Regions from separate parts of the Homo sapiens genome. Here region 2 is linked to region 1. A link is a loop called in an ENCODE intact Hi-C map of the cell type or tissue named here. Cell type or tissue: CD4-positive, alpha-beta T cell. All regions are shown on one strand. Links, peaks and the distances in the headings refer to the core of each region. The heading gives the core; the rest is flanking DNA. Region 1 overlaps GALNT5 (polypeptide N-acetylgalactosaminyltransferase 5). Region 2 overlaps ACVR1 (activin A receptor type 1).

Region 1 (2,854 bases), core at 1-2,500:
GTGAGTGTTCTCCATCCAAGCACTGGAAAGAAGACGAATGTTGTCAGGGTGTGAAGGAGGGAAGAATGGCACCAGATGAAGGTGAAGAGGAAGGAAGGAGCCAGATCACACAGGTCCTTGTAAGCAAAGTAAGGATTTTATTTCTTTCCTTCCTTCTTTCCTGCCTTGCTTCCTTCTTTCTTCTGAAAGCAGTGGGAAGTTATTGAGCAGAGTTAAGCAAGGGGGTGATAAGATTTAATTGGGGTTTGTAAAGATTTCAAAGAGGAACTTAAAATAACAGAAAATATCAGAGAATAGCAGATAACATTCCAGGGCATGAAGGATGGTATCCAAAGGGAAGAAGCTAAGCCAGATAAGGTAGCCAGAGTACAAGGCTGAGAAAACATCAAGAAAGAGGAGAAGCTGGGGAAAAGCCATTTCAAACCCCTTCTAGGAGTGAAGCTGCATTTGAAGAGGATGGTAAGACACGTGGGTTTAGATATGATTAGTCAAGCCTTCAGCTGGGGTTCTTAGACAGTCATGCTTATTTCTAATCTTTTATTTCTAATTTAATTTGACTTATAACTAACCCCAGTGTTTTTGTTTTATTTCAGCTTCCTTTTTCTTCATCCAAGAAATTCTTTAAAAATGTGACCATTAGTTATCCCGCCCTTTTAGGCCAAATTTTTTCAGTTCTTCTTGAGAGTGGATTATACCATGCTTTCTGTCTGGAAAATCTCCTGATAGCAAAAACTTACTATAATATTCCCCCTTGAAAGTATTCGGGAAATCCAGGAAAGCTATGAAAGACAAGAAACTAGTCTTAAAAAAATGGTTCTGTTTTTTACAAAATTCAACTGATAAATAAGTTTATGTGACCTGTTTTTAGATAACGCACTGTATTATAAAATTGCCATTTTTATGGGTCCAAATAGAATGGCAGCTACTTTAAGTGGCTCAACCTGGTAACTTATCAGACATTTTGGATTTATATACACTGTTCAAATAACAACATGTCAAATATAACTGTAAAATAAATTTACAATTTTTAATTTCAACCGCTGAGCAGAAAAAAAAAAAAGAAAGGAATTTCCACTATTCTAATATTTCCCATTCCAGCAACGCAGAATCTCAGTCAGAGTAATAATAAGCTTTAACCACCAGAGGGCACTAGAAAACTACCTTTGGGCTCCGCTGTTGCGCTAACCTGAGTGAGTTCCTATGAAATTTCTGGAGAGCTCTCCTAATGAAACAGCCTTCTGCTGATGCCTCCGCTATACTATATCAAAATGCACCAAGTATTTTAAAAAGTGATTTTAACAAATTCCTTCTATTTTCCTTTGTTGTCTTCCTTAAACAAATTTCAGTGAAGATGTAGTTTGCTCCCTTCTGAAGCAAACCAGCAGGGAGCGTTATTAACATTTTTAAAAAATTAGGACCTTTCTCCAGGTAATTTACAACAAATTAAGTAGATCATTATTTTAGATAGACAATCGTGGAAAGTTCCAAGAAAATAAACTCCACAACTTCTTTTTGTTACTTGCTTCGTTTCCCTTCTTTCAACCTCCACTACGGAATTTAGATCCAGTGAAAGTTTTGTGTTTTGTAATAAGAACAAACATTTTCTTATCGAACCAACAATATTTGAAGCTAATAATCTCACCAATAATGTATTTTTCACTGGATTAAACTGCTGGCAAACAGTCTATAGCTCCGTTTCCCTTTTTTCAACCTCCACAAGCAGAAATTTAAATCCAGTGAAAGTTTTGGTTTTTTGTAATAAGAAGAAATATTTTCTTATTGAAACGACAACATTTGAAGCTAATGAAAGAATCTCACCAATAATGTATTTTTACACTGGATTAAACCGCTGGCAAATAGCCTAATGTTTAACAATTCTGTCATAAATTGTGCGGAATGTCTACTTCCTAAATTGGAAAATGAAATAATACAACATGGATAATTTAAAATTCATACACTGCCTATTTTTTTTAAAGATTAAAATGGTTTACAGTAAAAACATGGATCAATTATTTTTAAATAAAAAGGAAAATTCTGAAAACAACTAATAATGAAATGAAGAATAACAATTCCAAAACACTTCAGAGATGATGTCTATATGAAGAAAAGTATTAGGTTGGTGTAAAAGTACCTTCCATGGCAAAAACCTCAATTAAATAGTTTCCTCAGTAATTTCTAAGAAAAAGGAAAAAAAAATCTTCAGGTCAAATGAGGGAGGGACATGTAAGGGACAGAAAAGTTTTATCTTTCCTTCCAATGCTTTTCGGTTCTTGGAAGGATTATACAAAATAGACACAAATAGTTAAACAGGGGGTTCCCAAACACTGTCCTGACCAATGTTACTTGTGCTGTCTCAGGGTTCCATGGTCAAGCACATTTGAGAAACATTTGTACAACATTCTGACAGCAAGCTGAACATTAACACCCTGAAGATTTTGAGAAGTTCTGGAGTAGAACCACCTGTTCGGCTCTGTGGAAACCAGAATTTTCCAAATTTGTTTGAAGATAGAATATTTCTGCATGATCCACAAATACAGGAGCTTACATAATATTTATCTCTGCTTCAGTACAGAGAGCAATTGCAGCATGCTTTCCTTCCTTTAAGCCCCGAGATTATTCTACCTTCATGTCTTTCTATTCACCTTCCTCTCTGAAGTTCAGGGGTGGGACTGTGGGGGCATTGAATCCTTCTGTGCCTTGTGATGCCCACATTTACTAACAGTGAGCTGTCTCCTCCCATATTTGTCATTTTAAATTGCTAATAGAGCTTTCTCTGAGGATTTTTGATAGAGATTCCATCCTTCCATAGTTGCTTTGTTTCTGCCTGTGCCAGGCACCTCAGAAGTAATTAACA
Region 2 (2,911 bases), core at 177-2,676, 450 kb after region 1:
AAAAAACAAGGAAACATGACACAGTAAAGGAACACAATAAGTCTCCAGCAACAGATTCCAATGAAGAAAAAATAGGTAAAATGCCCGAAAACAAATTCAAAATAATATTAAAGAAGCTCAGTGAGATATAAGAGAACACAAGTTAAAAATACACAAATAAATTGGAAAAACAATTCACGATCTGTGGCAAATTAAAGAAATGGGTATCATTAAAAAAAAAAATCAAACAGAGGTTGGGGAAAAGATGGCAGATAGGAGGCCTGACTAAATTGCAGCTCCCACTTAGATGGACAGAGCAACGTGTGGAGACTCGCACCATAAACCTTTGCTCCAATAACTACTCCAGGAATATACCAGGAAAGCTGAAAGAATCAACGGACCCTTTGAAGGAAGTGGACTGCTCCTGCAGGACCTGGGAGACAGTCCAAATACTCTGAGTGCCCAAACTGTGAAAGTGGGAAAGGAGGACTGACTGTCCACCCCCAAACACACACCCTCACTGGGGAACCTGAAGGTCCAGATTATGGAAGAAGGATTTGACCTTACCTGGAGCTGAGACAATTTAGAGAGCTGAATGAAATACAGGGGCACAGGAAGCAGCAGGAAATGCCCTATGGGCTCTCTTGGTCCCTGGGGAAGCCATTTCTGACTTGTCTTACAGCGGTCCTTGGGAAGGGCTGCCGGAGGAACTGGGAAAAGACCACGGGGAGATGGAAACCTCCAGCTGAACTGTGTAAAAATTCTAACCGAATGCAAAGTTTCCTTGCCCGAACTCAGGGGAGGGCAGGAATCCGGTGTCCAGACTCGACAGGTGGGAAGGCGTGCAAGCCCTGCTTGCTTTCTCAGCTGGGAAGCTGGTAGCCTGGAGCAATTCTCAGCCCTGCTGGCCCACTGCCTGGAAACAAACTTGGTGCTGTTGAGGGGGTGGGGAGCACAGTGGGAGTGAGACAGGCCTTTTGGGTTGTGTGGGAACTGGGTAAGGCCTATAACTGCTGGCTTTCCCCTACTTCCCTGACAACATGCATGACACAGCAGAGGCAGCCATAATGCTGGGAACATAACTCCACTGACATGGAAACCACAACCCCATTCCCCACAGCAGCCACAGCAAGCCCCACCCAAGGAGAGTCTGAGCTCTGTCACGCCTAACCCTGCCCCTACCTGATGGTCTTTCTCTACTCATCCTGGTAGCTGAAGATAAAGGTCATATTCTCTTGGGAGTTCTATGGCCCTGCCCACCACCTGATCCTCCCCTATACTACCACAGCTAATGCTCTCTTGAAAGCGCCACCTCCTGGCAGGAAGCCAACCTGCACAAAACTAGCACATCAAACGACTACAACTAAAGACCCTCACAGAGTCCATTTCATTCCCCTGCCATATCCACCAGAGCAGGTGCCGGTATCCATGGCTGAGAGACCTGAAGACAGTTCACATCACAGGACTCTGTGCAGACACCCCCCAATACCACCTGGATACTGGTAGCCCTGTGTGGGTGGCTAGATCCAGAAGAGAAATAATAATCACTACAGTTTGGCTCTCAGAAAGCCACATCCCTAGGAAAAGGGGAAGAGTACTACTACATAAAGAGAGCACCCTGTGGGACAAAAGAATCTGAACAGCAGCCTTGAGCCCCAGACCTTCCCTCTGACATAGCCTATCCAAATGAGAAGGAATCAGAAAAACAATTCTAGTAATATGACAAAACAAGGTTCTTTAACAACCTCCAAAAATCACACTAGCTCACCCGCACTGGATCCAAACCAAGAAGAAGAAATTCCTGAATTGCCAGAAAAAGAATTCAGAAGGTCGTTTATTAAGCTAATCAAGGAGGCACCAGAGAAAGGTGAAGTCCAAATTAAGGAAATCCAAAAAATGATTCAAGACCTATCAGATTAACAGCAGATTTCTCAGCAGAGACCCCACAAGCTAGAAGGGATTGGGGCCCTATCTTCAGCCTCCTTAAACAAAACAATTATGAGCCAAGAATTTTGTATCCCTTGAAACGAAGATTGATAAATGAAGGAAAGATTCGGTCTTTTTCAGATAAACAAATGCTAACAGAATTCGCCACTACCAAGCCAGTACTAACAAGAACTGCTAAAAGGAGCTCTAAATCTTGAAACAAATCCTGGAAACATATCAAAACGGAACCTCTTTAAAGCATGAATCTCACAGGACCTATAAAACAAAAAAATACCATAAATACATTTTGAAAAAACCAAGGTATTCAGGCAACAGATAGCATGATGAATAGGAATAGCATCTCATATCTCAATACTAACCTTGAATGTAAATGGCCTAAATGCTCCACTGAAAAGATACAGAATTGCAAAATAGATAAGAATTCACCAAGCAACTATCTGCTGCCTTCAAGAGACTCACCTAACACATAAGGACTCAAATAAACTTAAGGTAAATGGGGTTGAAAAGATATTCCATGCAAATGGACACCAATAGCAAGCAGAGGTAGCTATTCTTGTATCAGACAAAACAAACTTTAAAGCAACATCATTTAAAAAAGACAAGAGGAACACTAAATAAAGATAAAAGGCCTTGACAGCCGGGTGTGGTGGTTCACGCCTGTAATCCCAACACTTTGGGAGGCCGAGGCGGGCAGATCACAAGGTCAGGAGTTTGAGACCAGCCTGGCCAAAATGGTGAAACCCTGTTTCTCCTAAAAATACAAAAATTAGCTGGGTGTGGTGGTGGGTGCCTATAATCCCAGCTACTCAGGAGGCTGAGGCAGGAGAATCGCTTGAATCTGGGAGGTGGAGGTTGCAGTGAGTAAAGATTGCACCACTGCACTCCAGCCTGGGCGACAGAGCGAGAATCCATCTCAAAAAAAAGAAGCCTTGTCCAGCAGGAAACTATCACAATCCTAAATATATATGCACCTAACACTGGAGCT

The links. Peaks named below come from ENCODE experiments on the same cell type or tissue, not always from the same donor. Only the 100,000 strongest peaks of a DNase experiment are listed, where the experiment ranks them.
Region 2: a loop joins it to region 1, with 10 times the contacts of the local background. A loop is called at or near these places in 13 of 110 quality-filtered maps.

The regions. Positions count from the first base shown.
Region 1 is chr2:157,301,535-157,304,388 of GRCh38, forward strand. The region is part of intron 7 of GALNT5 (polypeptide N-acetylgalactosaminyltransferase 5); the gene reads left to right. Among named protein-coding and RNA genes, the nearest start is that of ERMN, 23 kb to the right of the region's middle. RefSeq lists a silencer at 1,076-1,155. In CD4-positive, alpha-beta T cell, for the core only: CTCF peaks have their summits at 1,141 (motif pointing right) and 1,349; a DNase peak (open chromatin) is centred at 1,167.
Region 2 is chr2:157,750,687-157,753,597 of GRCh38, forward strand. The region is part of intron 9 of ACVR1 (activin A receptor type 1); the gene reads right to left. Among named protein-coding and RNA genes, the nearest start is that of ACVR1C, 120 kb to the left of the region's middle. RefSeq lists an enhancer at 875-1,374. In CD4-positive, alpha-beta T cell, for the core only: no CTCF peak of the experiment used is centred there; a DNase peak (open chromatin) is centred at 1,285.